2 separate regions of the Homo sapiens genome follow, and region 2 is linked to region 1. Evidence: chromatin loops called from intact Hi-C (ENCODE). Cell type or tissue: endothelial cell of umbilical vein. All regions are shown on one strand. Each heading gives the region's core, and the rest is flanking DNA. Links, peaks and the distances in the headings are about the cores only.

Region 1 (7,680 bases), core at 891-5,890:
GTATTTTATCTCATATTACAATGAGGAAACTGAGGCTCAGAGAGCAGGCCTGCAGGCCCAAGTCACACAACTGGGAAGCCACAGGGCTGAGGTGGAGCTAGGGTCTGTGGCCTCCCGCACTGAGCTCTCTCCACCCTGTGCATGCCTCTAGCTTTGGCATTGGCTCCTCCTGGCCCCTTCTCCGGTCTGACCATCCCTTTTCCACCTCATCTGCCACCTCTCCCTGGGGCTGAGGTTGGGGCTCTTCTTGCCTCCTTCTCCTCCTTTCTCTCCTTGGGGCTGGGTTTTTTTGTCTGGCAATCGCCCACCCAGAATCCCCTCATTCAAGATTGTAACCTCTGGAGCCAGGTGGCCTAGGTTTGAATTCCAGCTCTACTATCTGCCAGCTGAGTGACCTTGGGGAAGTTACTTAACTTCTCTGTGGCTCGGTTTTACCTTCTATAAAACGGAAGAAATAATTGTACCAATCTCATAGGGGTGTTGTCGGGATGAAAAGGGTTAACTTATTAAAATGCATTTAACTGTGCAGGGTACATAGTTAAGTGCCAAAGAAAAGTAAGTTAAAGCCAGGCACGGTGGCTCACGCCTGTAATCTCAGCACTTTGGGAGGCCGAGGCAGGCAGATCACCTGAGGTTGGGAGTTTGAGACCAGCCTGATCAACATGGAGAAACCCCATCTCTACTAAAAACACAAAATTAGCCAGGCGTGGTGGCGCATGCCTGTAATGCCAGCTACTAGCGGGGCTGAGGCAGGAGAATCACTTGAACCCAGGAAGCGGAGGTTACAGTGAGCTGAGATTGCGCCATTGGACTCCAGCCTGGGCAACAAGAGCGAAACTCCGTTTTAAAAGAAAAAAAAGAAAAGTACGTTAAAATAAATGCAGCAAACACTTATTGAGTACCTACTGTGTGTCAGGCCTATGATAGACTCCAGGAGTTGATGGAGGCAAAAGAACAGATCCCATCCCTCATGGAGCTGGTAACTGGATAGATGGTTCACTCGTGTGTCTTGCGCTGGCACTACCTGCATGAGGCTCCGCTGGCCTACCTGGAGGTCAAAGGATCCCATGGGCCTTTCCAAGTTGCAGCTCTGAACACACAACTCTTCCCTCCTCCCACAGCCACTGCCCTTGCTCACTCTCTCAGACCCTCAAGCTCAGCCCTGCCACCAACAACCTTGCTCTCAGGCCTTCGCACGGCAGGCACCTCTGCTAGAACTTGCTTCCTCTCCTGCCGGCTTCACTGCTCGTGGCTTAGTCAAAGCCTCCTTTTGGTTCAAACTTCAATCCTGGAGTCCCCTCCCCACGCTAGGACCTGCCCCTTTGCTTCAGTCTTTGTGCCCTGTGCGACCACACATGCACAGGGCGTCTGAGGAGTTTTTGCTTGACGTCTATTCCTGCAGTTCATGAGGGAACCTCATAGCTGAAGCAGAGGGATGTGGGAGACCCAGTCACTCCTCTTCCTCAGCTTTCGTTTGCTCACCTATAAAAGGGTACAGTGACCCTGAACTCAAAGGAGAGTGCTCAGGTGGCCAGAAGCAGATGTCACGTGGGCCACTGGGACCCTAGAGGCACTGCTGATCCCCAGGTGCTTCCTGGAGGAAGGGGCCACCCGGGGCCCGCAGAGAAGGGTGGGAAGGGTGACAGGAAGGCAAGGAAGGGCATGTGCCCAGTGGTCCTCGTCTGTCTTGGCTGGAGCCAGTATGAGGAGCACCCACTGGAAGGTCAGGTTGGAGTCCGATGGCAGGGGCCTCCAGGGAGAGCCAGTGTCACTTCGGGATGCTCCTTAGCATCCTGGGGCTGTACAGGGAGAGTGGCTGCAGAGCCCTTCCAGGCAGGGATCCTGGCCTGAGTGGGGGCAGCTCTTGGTCGGACCTGTGTGGTATTTCTTCTTCTTCTTCTTTTTTGTTTTTTTGAGACTCATTCTTGTCACCCAGGCTGGAGTGCAGTGGCGTGATCTCGGCTCACTGCAACCTCCGCCTCCCGGGTTCAAGGGATTCTCCTGCCTCAGCCTCCTGAGTAGCTGGGATTATAGGCACCCGGCACCACGCCAGGCTAATTTTTGTACTTTTAGTAGAGACGGAGTTTCGCCATGTTGGCCAGGCTGGTCTCGAACTCCTGACCTCAGGTGATCTGCCCCCTCGGCCTCCCAAAGTGCTGGGATTACAGGCATGAGCCACCGCGCCTGGCCGGTATTTCTTCTTTCATTCTCCGTGTAAATGGTGGAAGGATCGGCTCTCTCCTCCCCGCCTCCCAGGTGCAGAGAGAGAGAGAGAGAGAGAGGGACAGGAGAAGGCTGGGGTTCGGGGTTCTCACAGCGTTTCCCTCTCATGCTGCCAGGGCGGGGCAGTGGAAAATGGTCCCTGAGGGCCCGTTCATTCAAATAAGGACAAGAATAATGGCACACTCCCCATCTCCATTTAAAAATAGTCACATTAGCTGACACTGGCTTGGCACTTCCTAGATGCCGGGTGCGTTCCGAGTTCTCTACGCTGTTAACCTTGGATCTTCATAACAGCCGGAGGAGACAAGCGCTACTATTTTCCTTTCCATTTTATAGATGAGGACACTGAGGCAGAGAAATTGAGTCACTTGCCCAGGGTCACACAGCCATGGCAAGGCCAGGATTCTGGAGCTCTGTACCTGGCTTCACACCACAAGCTCAGGCCACCCTCCCGGGGCATACCGAGTCTCCCAGAACGTGGACGATCGCCCAGGGCAACGCAGTGGAGTGCGAGCCCGGTCTGGTTTGCACCTGGCTGCTCCAGGAGCCCTGGGCCTCATCCTAGGAGCCTGGCGGAAGAGGCGAGCGGTGGAGTTTGGAGGCTGCTGTGAAGGAAAGGACTAGGCGGGTCGGGTCGGGTCTGTCCTGCTCTTCTTCCGCAGGCAGGAGGCGCCCAGGGCGGGCTGCCGCACCTGGCAACGAACGTTCGCCGCGCGGCATGAGGGTGTGCGCGCGCGCTCGGCGAGCCCGGGTTCTTTGTGTGTCCGAGCCCATGCGCGCGTGCGTGTTTGCGTGTATGTGTGTGCATGTGTATGTGTGCGCGCGTGTGTCCGCACTTGGGGCGGGGCTGGAAGCCCCGGCCCCGCCCCGGCCCCGCCCCCGGCCCGGCCGAGCTGGTATTTTTCCACCCAGCAGGATGGGTGATGCTGAGAGCTGCCTGCTCAGACAACAGACACGCGAGGTCAGGAAGAAGCCGCTTATAAATTACCGCTTCCTTCGCGCCGCCGCCAACGCCGAGCCCCGAGGACCGCAAGCCCAGAGGACAAGCTGCGCCAAGAGGGAGTGCGGAGCGTTCACCCAGCGGGTCAGAGAGCGAGCGGGCAGGCAGCCCCCGGCCGGCGGAACCCGGCACAGCCGAGCAGAGCGCGGGCGGCGCCGCAGCCACCCCAGGTACCGGAGGGACCGGGAGCTGGGCGCGCAGCCGGCGCTGCCCGCCGTCTGCAGCCCCTCCCCATCCCCGCGTCGCCGCAGTCCCGGCCTCCTCCCCTCCGCGTGCGCCCATCCGGCGCCCCTTTCACCACCGCGGAAGGGACCGAGAGTCGCCTGCTCAGTCCCGCTGGCGGGGCTGTTATTGTTTCCCCGGCAAAAGGGCTCCGGCTCTTGGTGCGGGCGGCAGGAGAGTGTGTGTGTGTGTGTGTGTGTGTGTGTGTGTGTGTGTGTGTGTGTGGCATATCTGTGTGCCTGTCTCCGTCAGGATGCCTACATGTGCCTCCGTATCCCTGTGTCTGTGTTTCTGAGGGTGACTGTTTCACCGTGTCCCCAGCAGCGTGCACATGTGTGTTCCGGTGCATGTCTGTTATTCTCTGCGTGCTGGGCTGTGTGTGTGTGCCTCTCTGTGTGTGATACCTGAGTGTGCTGTCTTTGGATGTGTGCTCTTGTGTGTCCCCGTTTGTGTCTGCATGAATCTGTGTGTGGGGGGCTGCGTCTTCCAGGCCCTGGCTAGGTGCACGTGCGTGTCCCTGAGTGTGGTTGTGTCTCCAGGTCCCTGGTTGTGGGCACTCGTGTGTCCTCGGCTGTACCCAAGAGGGTGTCCCTGGTGCCTAGAGGGTCCAATGGCCAGAGCTGGTTCTCCAGGGCCGGCGCTGAGTGGGGAGAGGTGATAGGGCAGCGTGGCTCCATAGGTGCATGCACTCCATAGGTGGTGTGCAGGTGGCAGCGCCAGCGTCCAGCAGTCCTGAGTGGTGGGACCAAGGCCCGGAGGGGCAGCCAAGGGGTAGTGGACAGCCGGCAGGGCCAGCAGGACACTTCCCCCTCCAGACTATTTCTCTTCCTTCTGTGGGTTCCTCTTTTGAGTAGGAGATTCTCGTCCCCCTCCCACTAGGGAAGCCACACAGAGAGAATTCCAGGGACCTCCTCCTACAGCCTCAAAGCTTCAGCCTGGACTTCAGCCTGGACTGGAGAGGAGACCTGTGGGCAGCTCTCCCAGGCAGGGAGGTGTGTGCCGGGTAGGGCCACCGGCCTGGCTATTTTGGTCACTGTTGGGCCTCTGCCAGATCCCGGCATCCCCAGGACCAGCCCCAAAAGCTTGGGAGGCAGCCTGGGCCCCCGTTTCCTGTCTGGGGAAATAAATCAGCTCAGTAATTGCCCAGACACTTGAATGGAGGGTCTTCGGGCTGAGGTTTACTGGCGCATGGCTCCATTTGGACTTCACTAAATTGGCCCCCGCTTTGGCACAGCTGACGTTCAAGTAAATGTCACTGAGGAGATCTTTTTAAAATTTCTTTTTAATTTTTTGTTGGCTAGAAGGGAGGGGATCTTGTCCAGAGTCTCCTAGCCAGAAGGAGTTTATTTTTATGAGAGAGAGAGCGGGTGAGTGCTTAGCAACCACCTGCCTCCCTCTCGACCAGGGAGTCACCCAGGGATTGTGGGGTGGGCATGAGGAGGTGGGGTGGGGGAGGAATTTCATCAAGATGGTGTTGGAGAGGATCCAAAGGGGGCCTAGCACGGCTAAGAACCCCCAACAGGGTGGGACTGGTAGAATGGTGGGAGGTGTTAGGCCTGGCTCAGCCCCCAGTTGACCTTGGGCAACCCTTTTTCTGCCTCAGTTTCCTTACCTGTAAAATGGGTGGGGCAGACTGGTTATAGAGTAAACCAGGGACCAGAGGTAGGAGCTTGTCCCCAGGGAACTGATTTAAGTCCTATGCTTTGTTTTAATGGGTGGGTGACCTTGGTTGATTCCCTTGGTTTCTTTGAGCCTCGGCTTGGCTGCCTGGGCAGCAAGGACACCAGTGCCGGCCTCACTACGTCCTTGAGGGGATTGAGGGAGATGAGGCTGAATAAGCTTGTAGTAAGCTGTAAAGCCGGGCTCGGCTGTAGAGCTGCTGATTAGAGGGTGTCACGAGGTCCTGGGTCACTGTGGTGTATGGCAAGGGCCAAGGTGCATTCTGGAGGCTTTGTCCTTTGGGGACACCCTTGTACTAACCCATGGCTCAGCTGCAATCATCCTCCCCTGCCTCCTTCCCGTCACCTCAACCTGTGGTGATTGGACCACATCTGCTTTTCAGAGTCTGGAGGCCTGGTGAGCAGTACCCATTTTATAGATGGACAAACTGAGAGCCACCTAAGGGACTTTGCCTTGACTGGACAAAATTAAGTTTCAAAAGGTTTTCCCTAGCTCAGCTGTGAGTTTTGGCCCCATGGGGCTTTGGTCACTGATATCCTCGGGAGTTGAAATTGAACCGGGGCCTGGGGAAAATGAGGAACAAAGGTGTCCCAGTCCTTAGGGCAGGAAAGTGAGCCTATGGGACCCATTTGCACCTTGCTTCTGTCCCTAGTTACTCATTCTCCCTTCCTTGTGCCTTCCCCTGAGCCCTGCTACCCATTCTGCTGCAGGGGTCAGCCCTCCACAAGGCAGTCCGGGCTCTGGGGACTCTGTTTTCTAACCTGAACTTGTCCGCCTGTCAGTTTGTCAAAGGATTTGGGAGGTGTACTTCTCTGAAAGTCTTTCCAAAAGTCCTGAATGATAAGAAACTTGTGAGTCATTGAACACATTCCCGTATATAGAAAAAGCTGAGAAGTAAATTATAAGGGCTCCCCAGAATGCAGCTTAGCTGCAGCCAGAGGGGGTCTGCCTGGGAATTGGGGTTGGCCTGAAATCCCAGGGCCACCCTGGCAGGTACATGCTGATTCCCCACTTCTGCAGAAGGTCATGAGCAAGAGTCAGATTCTTTGGGGCTGCATCTCATTTTCCTGTGTTTGCCAACTTGGCCAGAGCGTTCGTTTGAATTTATGGGTTCTGGGCAGGAGCTGTGGATCTGGAAATGCCTAAGGAAGCCTTCAAGTGAGAATGAGAGCGCTTTTTTAATGTGCTTCATTTAGTTGATTAATAGACCTTGGTTAAGGTCAGCTCTGGGCTGGCACTGGGTTCAAGGTAGAGTGTTGGCTTTCTAGGAGCTCCTGTCCCAGAGGTAGAAGCATGTGGTAACTGCAATGGCCATTACCATCCGTAGGATACAGTGAAGAAGACCCAAGGAGCAGCTGAGTGTGCAGTGAGGGTGGGGTAGTGGGCAGGAGGCACTTTCGCTTCCTAGAGGACACAGTGTCGGAGTTGCCATTGTCTGTGGGTGGAGAAACAGGATGGGCTGGCATTCTCCACAGGGGGCAGAGTAGCCACAAGGGCACAGTGGCGTGAAATAGCCAAGCATGTTTGTAGAACAGGTTCCCCGGGTCCTAGCTGGAGAGAGGAATAGGAGCCAGATGGTGGGGAGGGGGGCGTTTTATTTTTTCACATATAAAAATAGAGACAGGGTCTTACTATGTTGCCCAGGATGGTCTCAAGCTCCTGGGCTCAGGCAATCTTCTCGCCTCAGCCTCCCAAGTGTTGATTATAGGTGTGAGCCACCGTGCCAGCCGGAGGGCCTTGAATGCTGTGTAAGTGGGTTTGGGCTTTCTCCTGATGGCAGCAGGAGTCATACTGGGTTTAAGGATAGTGGGGCAGAAGCCAGTCAAGCCTGGAGCCCAGGAGAACCCTGATGGTGAGTAAGGAACGGAACTGGGGTCCAGGAGACGGAGAGTCACCGAGCCACTAAGCATTTTCTGTACCAATGAGTCTTGCCCTGAACTCTTTCTGTAAACATGGGGGTGAAGGCCTGGACATGCTATTTAACCGGTACACAGGCCATTAACTTGCTGGCTTTGACCTCCCTGGAGCACACAGCCCTAGTGTCTCTAGGTGAGTTATGCCAGTCCTGGACAGGTCTGCGGAGTTTCCTTTCCTGCCTTACCTGGTCAGAGGCTTCATTTGGAAACCTGGGCAGAGGCTGATGCCAAGGGTGGGAGTTAGGGTTACGAGAGGGAAAGCAGAGAGAGTGAGGAATTGCTGTTCTGTTTCTAAAGCTCCAGCGTTGTGTGGCCAACCACCCTTCTCTTGGAAAAACCAACATACAAATAATAAACCACCTGAAACAAAAGAGTGGGGAGGGAATGATGGGGGAGGCAGGTGGGCTGCCCTAACTGTGGTCAGGTATCAGAATTGCCTGGGATACTTAAAAACAAACAAACAAACATATTCAGACTCCCAGGCCCAGCCTGGACATACTGAATCAGAACCTCCAGGGGGATGGAGCCTGGGAATCTGTATTTTTAAAGTTTTTCTTGTGGTTTTTTTTTTTGAGACAGGGTCTGACTTCGTTGCCCAGGCTGGAGTGCAGTGGTGCCATCACAGTTCACTGCAGCCTC
Region 2 (7,680 bases), core at 1,396-6,395, 80 kb before region 1:
AGGCAGGGTTTGAATCCTGGCTTAGCCACTCTGTGGCTGTGTGATCTGGGGCAAATTACATAACCTCATCAAGCCCGAGTTAACTCATCAGCATAATGGGAATTTCCAGATTATCTCAGTGTCAGAGTCTCTGGGCTGGTCCTACTGGCTGATGAGAGCCAACTGTGCATCTCTCTTCCAATGCTGCATTTGACAATGTCACCCTGGGAGCTTGAAATCTGCCACTGTGGAAGTATTTGCACCATGGAAATCGGCAGACTCTACAAGTCAGAACATTTTTTTCCCCCTCCAGAGAGCCAGTTCACCAACACATCACCACCTGCAGCTGGGAAGCTGGGTTAAGATTAGATTTGATTGCAAGGGGCTTTGAACAGCAAGGCCTGGAGATGTATTGTTCAAATGTTTGCTGTGGAACTTCAGAGACACAATTTGACCCTACCTAGTCTGAGGGGAAAAAAAAAAAATTTTTTTTCTTTTAGAAATAAAGAAGGCCTGAGTTTCTAAACTCAGAAGGCTTGAGTTTCTAAAAAAAAAAAATCCCAAACACATTCTCATATTATATTTACATAACTCTTCAAAAGATCTCCTAGAACACCTTAATTAAAAATACATATATATTATTTCTGTTGAATGAGCAAACCTTGAATAAGAAAATCACCAACGTTCTCAAGCTGAAAAACGGGGAGATTTTTAACTGGGAAAAACTGGGTGTGGAGGGGTCAGCAGTGGCCAGTTCACACGTAACTTAGCTGGGAAGGAAGCTGGCCTGTATCCTATTAGCAGTGGGAAATCATGGGAGGGTTTGAAGCAGACAAAGGCTATGATCAGATTCTGGTCTTGGAAAACATCCTTCTGGCTGCTCTTTGGAGAAGAGTCGGGAGAGAGCCGAAACAAATTCAAGGAGACCAGGCAAGAGATGAAGGGGATGTGGACAAGCATGTTTCTGGAGAGACAATGCTGTGTGTTTGCCTTACTTCCTTTTTCTCCTGGGCACTCAGCTGGACTACATTTCCCAGGCTCCTCTGCAGTGAGGTAGGACCATGTGATTTAGTTCCGGCCAATAGAATGTGGGCAGAAGTGATGTAAGGAACTTCCTGCCCTGGCCAAGGAAACTCTCCCATACAATCCTCTGGGCTGTTTCTCTTTCCCGCTTGCCTCCTGCAGAGGGTCCAATGCAGAACTCCAAGGCCTGAGGGGTGGCAAAGCCACTGGCTGGAAGGAGCCTGGGTTGCTGAATGACTGTATGGAGCAGAGACTCACCATTCACTGCATTGGACTGTGCTGAAAAGGACAAACCTTCCTTGTGTTGAGCCCTGAGACCTGGGACTGTTTGTTACAGCTGCCAACCTGATGGATGTTGGGTGATGAATCAGAGACAGGGGTGCAGACTAGAGAGCTCTTTGGGGTAAAGTCGTGGGACTTGGGATAGATTGGAAGTGGAATGAGAAAAGAGGAGGCATCGCGGACAGAGTCCATGTTTCTGATTGAGCAGTGGTGCCTTTTGCTCAGAGAATGTGAGGAGGTCTTTCTGGAGGGCTGTTTGGTGCATTTCAGATACTGGAGTAGAGCTGTCAAGAGGCTCTTTTCTTGGCCTGTGCCATGTGGGGCAGTCCAGCAGCTCCTCCAGAAGCATGTTATGGTGGCAAATGCTGCCCGTCATTCATCCGAAAGAGGAGACAGGGAACATCTGCCTGTGAAGTCATCGTGCTGCCCTCAGCCAGAGCCTACCCAGGAGAGCTGGGGAATACTAACTGCTTCCTGCCCAGCCCAGCAACACCCTACCATGTCCATATTTGTGACCCCAAGCTGTGACAAGGCTAATGTTGGGACCTAATTTATTTTTACTTCCTTTTAACAAATGTTTCCTGAGGGCCTATGATAATCATAATATTAAAACTATTATTTATTACCCACCGCTAGTCCCAATTACTCGAAAGACTGAGGCAGGAGGATCACTTGAGCTCAAGAGTTTGAGTCCAGCCTGGGCAACATAGCAAGACCCCGTCTCTAAAACAAAAACAATTTTTTAGAAAACTACTGAAACTACTGCTATTTCTTAAGCACTTACCATGTTCTAGACAGTATGCCAAGTGCTTTACTACATTTCATTAAATCTCCAACAGAGATGGGAACTATTATTGGCCGCATTTGACAGGTGGGGAAACTGAAGTTCAGAGAGCTAACTCTGCACGAGCTAGGCTTTGGACCCAGGTCATCAAATTCTATAGTCTGTTATCCCCATATGAAGCCAATTCTGCCTGGAGCACCAAGATTGACATGATCTCACAGAACTGAGCGTGGCCCCATCTCCTGCATTCCCCGGAGAGGCCCTTTTAGTCTCTCACAGTTCTTGTTCCACCAGAGTGGGTAGTGGCTGCTGTCTGCCACCCAGCACATTGGCACATTTTGGAGACCTCTTCCTTTGTCTTTGGGAAGCCTGGGGCTGGGCTACCCCATTGCATTTCCCTCCATGAGAGGAGACTGTCATTTTGCCAGGTCCTGGGTCCTAGGTTACTGGGCCACCCACTGTTGGCATGGTGACCAGATCATGACCCAAATCATGGCCCCTGATGGGCACAGATTCCTAGGCAGCCACCGTCCTCAGAAGGGGCCAATGGGCCTGGCATCCAGAGCAGTTCTTGAGCTAGTGTGGAAACCCATTTACACCACCTTAGCCCAAAAGTAGTGTTTAAGGAATCACAGAATCCAAGGGAAAGTTTGGGCCAAAATCTAGAATCAGCCACCCAGATGTCACCACAAGCCTCTCCCCATCCCTTATCGCTACTCCTTGAAGACTGCCACAGGACAGAGGCAGGTGGTTGCCCACCTAGCATCCCTTCTCATTTAAAAGAGCCCTGGCCGAGCCCTGCAGTGGGTCACACCTGTAATCCCAATACTTTGGGAGGTCGAGGCAGGAGAACCACTTGAGCCCAGGAGTTGGAAACCAGCCTGGGCAACAGAGCGAGACCCTACCTCTACAAAAAAATGAAAAAATTAACCAGGTATGGTGGGGCATGCTTGTGGTCCCAGTTACTTGGGAGGCTGATATAGGAGGATCACTTGAGCCCAAGAGGTTGAGGCTGCAGTAAGGTATGATTGCACCACTGTACTCTAGCCTGGGCTGCAGAGCCAGACCCTGTCTAAAATAAAATAAAATAAAATAAAATAAAATAAAATAAAATAAAATAAAATAAAATAAAATAAAATAAAATAAAATAAAATCCCTGATTTTCTTCAGCAGGATGCTCTTTCCCAGCCTCACCATCTCAGCCATGAGATGTAAGCAGACACCTGCTATGAGTTCTGGGAAAGTTTTTGTATCCTTGATAAAAAAAATGTCGAACACAACTGGCCTAGCCCTTCCCCTTTTTATCCTTCCTTGAATGCAGATGTAATGACTGGAGCAGAGGCAGCCATCTTATACCCATAAGAGAAAGGCAAGAAAACCACAAAATTCCAGTTCTAACCTCATTGAGTGGCCGAACCAATGCCTGTGGTCACCTGTCTCTAGATGTCTTGTCACATGAGGAAAATATAACTTTAGTTATTAAGCCATTGAGGGACAGATTTGTTCTGACTTGCAGGAGAAAGCCATCCTAATGGAGACTATTGCTGTCACCGTCACTGCTGCTACATAAATGGAAACATAGTTGCCTCTGGCCCCTGAGTTTTGTATTTTATAGGCTCTGAACTCAACCTTCTGTGTCCCAAGTTTTAAAAAAAACATTCCTGGGCTGAGACTCATTGGCCCAGTTTAGATTGTCTATGCCTGGGCCACTCTTCCATGGCCAGGGAGGGTGGACTGTGATTGACCCAGTTGGTGCCAACCCTTAACCCAATCAACCATGGCCAGAGGAATTGGTGGGGAGGGGGGGTGCCATTTGAATATGAAGATAAGAGAGCTCCAGGCAGCCTGGCTCATTAGTGTGTCATTCTGGTCACCCAGATCAAGGGCACTCACAAGGTCGTCCTCACTCCCGCCTCGCTTTCATCCACTCTACCATGTTTACTGCACGTTCACTGTGTGTGCTGCACGGTGCTAGGGCAAGATGGAATTTGAACTGGATTATCCAGAGTCCAAGATCTGGCCCGTATCCACTGCTAGACCCTGCAGGCAACCTGGCTCTGTCCCCTTAGAGTCCTTGGTCTCAGTTTACAGGCTCGGGTTCAAACTCGGGCTCTGCCACCCATGGCTGCTGACAGTTTCCCCCTGCTGCTCAGCTTTCTCGTCTGTAACAGGTAGGGGTTCCCTTGCTGAGTTCAGAGTCCTTTCCTGGCGTCAGTGAGCTTCGGAGTCAGCAGGCTGGATTCCATTCCCAGCTTACCCTCTCCTGGCTGTGTGACCTCAGGCGGCCACCTCACTTCTCTGCACCATGATCCCCTGTCTTTAAACCATGGGGATGACCCTGCCCCCAGGTTATGGGGTAGAGTAATTCATGAGATGACCCTGGGTCACACAGGAGGTGCTCAATAAATCCTAAAAATAAAAGCTTAGCAGCCCCAAGGGAATGTGTGACAAATTATAGGCAGGATTTCCTGAGGCTGGCAGTCCAGGAAGAGGTCAAGCATTGGGTGGGGTTTATCCCCCACCCCCCAGGCCTGGAGAAGCTCCTGAAACAGGCAGACAGGACAGGAATGGGGCTCCCAGACCCCTGCCCTTGCCTGCATAATCTTGTGGGACTGGTTGGCAGATGTGGGTCAGTGGTGCATACGCGTCCCTGGAGTGAGGGCAGCGGAAAGCTGTTCCTGTCCATCTGAGGGCTGGCAGCCACCAGGGCCACATCCGCATAGAAGAAAGAAACCAAGGGCAGCACTTGGGTCCTGTCACTGACAGCTGCTGGCCACAGAAGAGAGGCTGACCTTCTCTTTGTCCCCCCGGGAGGCAGGCGGGGCTGGTGAGGGGACGAGGGTTTCAATCCAGGCACTTGGGCAACCCTCCCCACGTAGCTGGCGTTTCTTCCCAAGCCACAGCCCCGGGACTACATGAAAAACAAAGCTTCCTGGCCCCAGCAGCATGTATCACTGCCTTCCTGGGCCAGTCCCTGGGTAGGGCTTTGGAGAAGGGGCAGCACTCACAGACTGATGGAGGATGGGAACTGCAGGCCAGGTTGGAAGAGCTCCCTTTACCGACAATCTGCAGAGCATTAGACACTGTGCCCAGCACATTCACTTAGGTACACTCTGGCCCTTGGAAGGAGGACCCGTTATTACCCCCATTGTACAGAAGAGGAAACTGACGCTCAGAGAGGCAGGCTGGCTTACTGTGGGTCACACAGAAAGTGGGAGCTTGGATTCCAGACCAAGTCTGCCCAACCCCTAAGAGTGGCCTCTTTCTCTCATGTGACGTAGTCTCCAGGAAACAGGCGAAAAGTCCAAATGGCATCATGGTAGGGTGGGAAGCATTTGGGCCGGGTGTCAGGGAACCGCTCCTAGTTCCTCAAGGGCTTGAACCACCCTTCCTTCCTTTCCCCAGCTGAGCTCTTCCTCCACCTCCAGGTCTCCATTTAGACGCCTCCTCCAGGAATCTCCCCTCGATTTCCCCTGCCTGGGACTCCACCTCTCAGCTCCCGTAGCCCCCTTGGTCTGAACCCATCTGTCCTCCCCAGGAGAATCTAAACTCCATAGGGCAAGACGACGTCTGCCAAATTCCCCACAGAATCTTCAGGGGTTGGCAGGGTGGCTGACACATAGTAGGCCCTCAATAAATATTTGTGGAATACATGATAGACCAGACACCCCAGCCCCAAAAGCATGGAGCATAGACCCTTTTCTGGGGTAAGGGCTGCATCTCTGGGCCAAGGAGAACAGGATGGGAGAGATCCCAGGAGTCCCAGGGGTCCCAGAGACTCCCTCTCAGGACCGTGCCCCCTGCCCACAGTAAAACGTGTCCCCAGAGCCCAGCCCATCACATTTTTTCCTGACAACTCACTCTGTGATTCATTCTTAGCCCCTGGCATGCCTGGGCCTACCCAGAAGCCATAGGCACTGGTGCTAAGTTTAGTGACTGCAAAATGTCCCCGTGAAATTCCAGACAGAGCCAAGGGGCTGGCGGCGCATTCCGCAGAGCTTTCTTGGGTCCTCCCACTCTGCTGCTGGGCGTGAAGGGGAACCAAAGCGTCCTTCCAGTAAATAGCCTGGAAGGGCCAGGTCCCTATCTGAGGGCCTTGACTAGTGGCCACAGAGCTCAAGGGCAAAGGTGGCCATTATTGTCAGAGGAACTTGGTGTGGAGGACTGGAAGCCTCGGAAAGCCTTCAAATAATACACCATAATGAAGAGGGGACTTGAGGTTCAGGACAAACCTCTCTCTCCCTTGGAATCCTATAGAGATGTTGAACAGTGCATGCCCAGGTAAAACTTCCCTGCTTAGAGCTGAGGTCTGCCTGCCTATGCCTATCTAGAAGATGGGAATGTCCTGGCTCTGCCCTTTGGACCTCAGAGCTACCTGTCTCCCGCTCTTCATAGGACAGGACCTCCAGCCCTCTCCCTGCTCTGTAGCCACCTCTAGATTTTTCTCTGTCTGCTCTGACCCTTTCTCAAAGATGAGCCAAAGATCCCAAAACAAGACAGAACAGAGGAGAGGGTCTGAGATGTACAGGAGGAAGGTCTCGAGCTTGTGGTCCATTAAGACCTTCAGATCTTATTCACATTAACATATTCCCTGGGAAGGCCTCCCTCGGCACACGTCTAGCAATTGGTTTCCATTAATTTCTCCTCCATGAGGGAGAAACCATATCCACCTCATTATTTGACTCAGCAATCTCAGTCTCATTGCTGGACTGTCAGCTCCACAGGGCCAGGGAGGGGCTGTCATAACACCACACTCTCCCCAGCCCTGAGCATGATATCTGCACAGAGGTGGCACTGAGAGGGCAGCCTTTTTTCAAATGTGAAATATAAATACAACAGAAGATTATAACCACTAAAAAATAATTTTAAAACAATAAGTCAAAGCAAATTAAGTCAAATCAATAGGGTAATAAAAGCACTTTTTTTCCTTTTTGAGACAATCATGATCACTGCAGCCTCAACTGCTGGGGCTCAAGCAATCCTCCTGCCTCAGCCTCCCAAGTTGCTGGGATCACAGGTGCATACGACCACACTTGGCTAATTTTTTTGTTTTTGTAGAGACAGAGTCCTGTTATGTTGCCAGTCTGGTCTCAAACTCCTGGCCTCAAGTGATCCTCCCACCTCAGCCTCCCAAAAGGAAGTGGGAGCTGTTGGCTCATACAGGCATGAACCAACATGCCTGGCCAAGGAAAGCACTTTCAACTAATGGTGCTGAAACAATGAGACATAGATATAGAAAAAAATATATATGTCAACTGCTGCAATTGATTCAAAAATCAATTTGAAATGGATCTAAATGTAAAAAGCAAAGCCAAGCTTATAAAGGAAACACATTAATATTTTTGCAACATTAGAGAGGCAAGGGTTTCTTGGTCAGGACACAAAAAGCACTAACTTTAAAAGAAAAAAAATGGATAAGTTGGATTTCATCCAAGTTCAAATTTTCTGCTCATTAAAAGACAGCATTAACAAAACTAATAGGCAAACCAAAGACTGGGAAACAATATTGACTCTGCGTGTGTGTGTGTGTGTGTGTGTGTGTGTGTGTGTGTCACAAAGGGTTTATTTGAGAACATATAAATAACTACAAATGAACAGTAACAAGATGAATA

The links. Peaks named below come from ENCODE experiments on the same cell type or tissue, not always from the same donor. Only the 100,000 strongest peaks of a DNase experiment are listed, where the experiment ranks them.
Region 2: a loop joins it to region 1, with 4 times the contacts of the local background. A loop is called at or near these places in 5 of 110 quality-filtered maps.

Annotation. Positions count from the first base shown.
Region 1 is chr3:14,399,455-14,407,134 of GRCh38, forward strand. SLC6A6 (solute carrier family 6 member 6) reads left to right here and starts at 3,152. Exons shown (of 15, transcript NM_003043.6): 1 at 3,152-3,393. It overlaps LOC105376959 (a long non-coding RNA gene), which reads right to left and starts at 2,953. Exons shown (of 8, transcript XR_007095825.1): 1 at 1,207-2,953. RefSeq lists enhancers at 2,576-2,625, 2,636-2,805, 4,126-4,185, 4,256-4,335 and silencers at 2,946-3,475, 6,750-6,920. In endothelial cell of umbilical vein, for the core only: a CTCF peak has its summit at 2,910; a DNase peak (open chromatin) is centred at 3,077; H3K4me3 peaks cover 2,344 bases; H3K27ac peaks cover 316 bases.
Region 2 is chr3:14,318,747-14,326,426 of GRCh38, forward strand. No RefSeq gene overlaps it. Among named protein-coding and RNA genes, the nearest start is that of LINC01267, 30 kb to the right of the region's middle. RefSeq lists enhancers at 776-1,085, 1,106-1,165, 4,194-4,787, 5,777-5,946. In endothelial cell of umbilical vein, for the core only: no CTCF peak of the experiment used is centred there; no DNase peak of the experiment used is centred there; H3K27ac peaks cover 523 bases.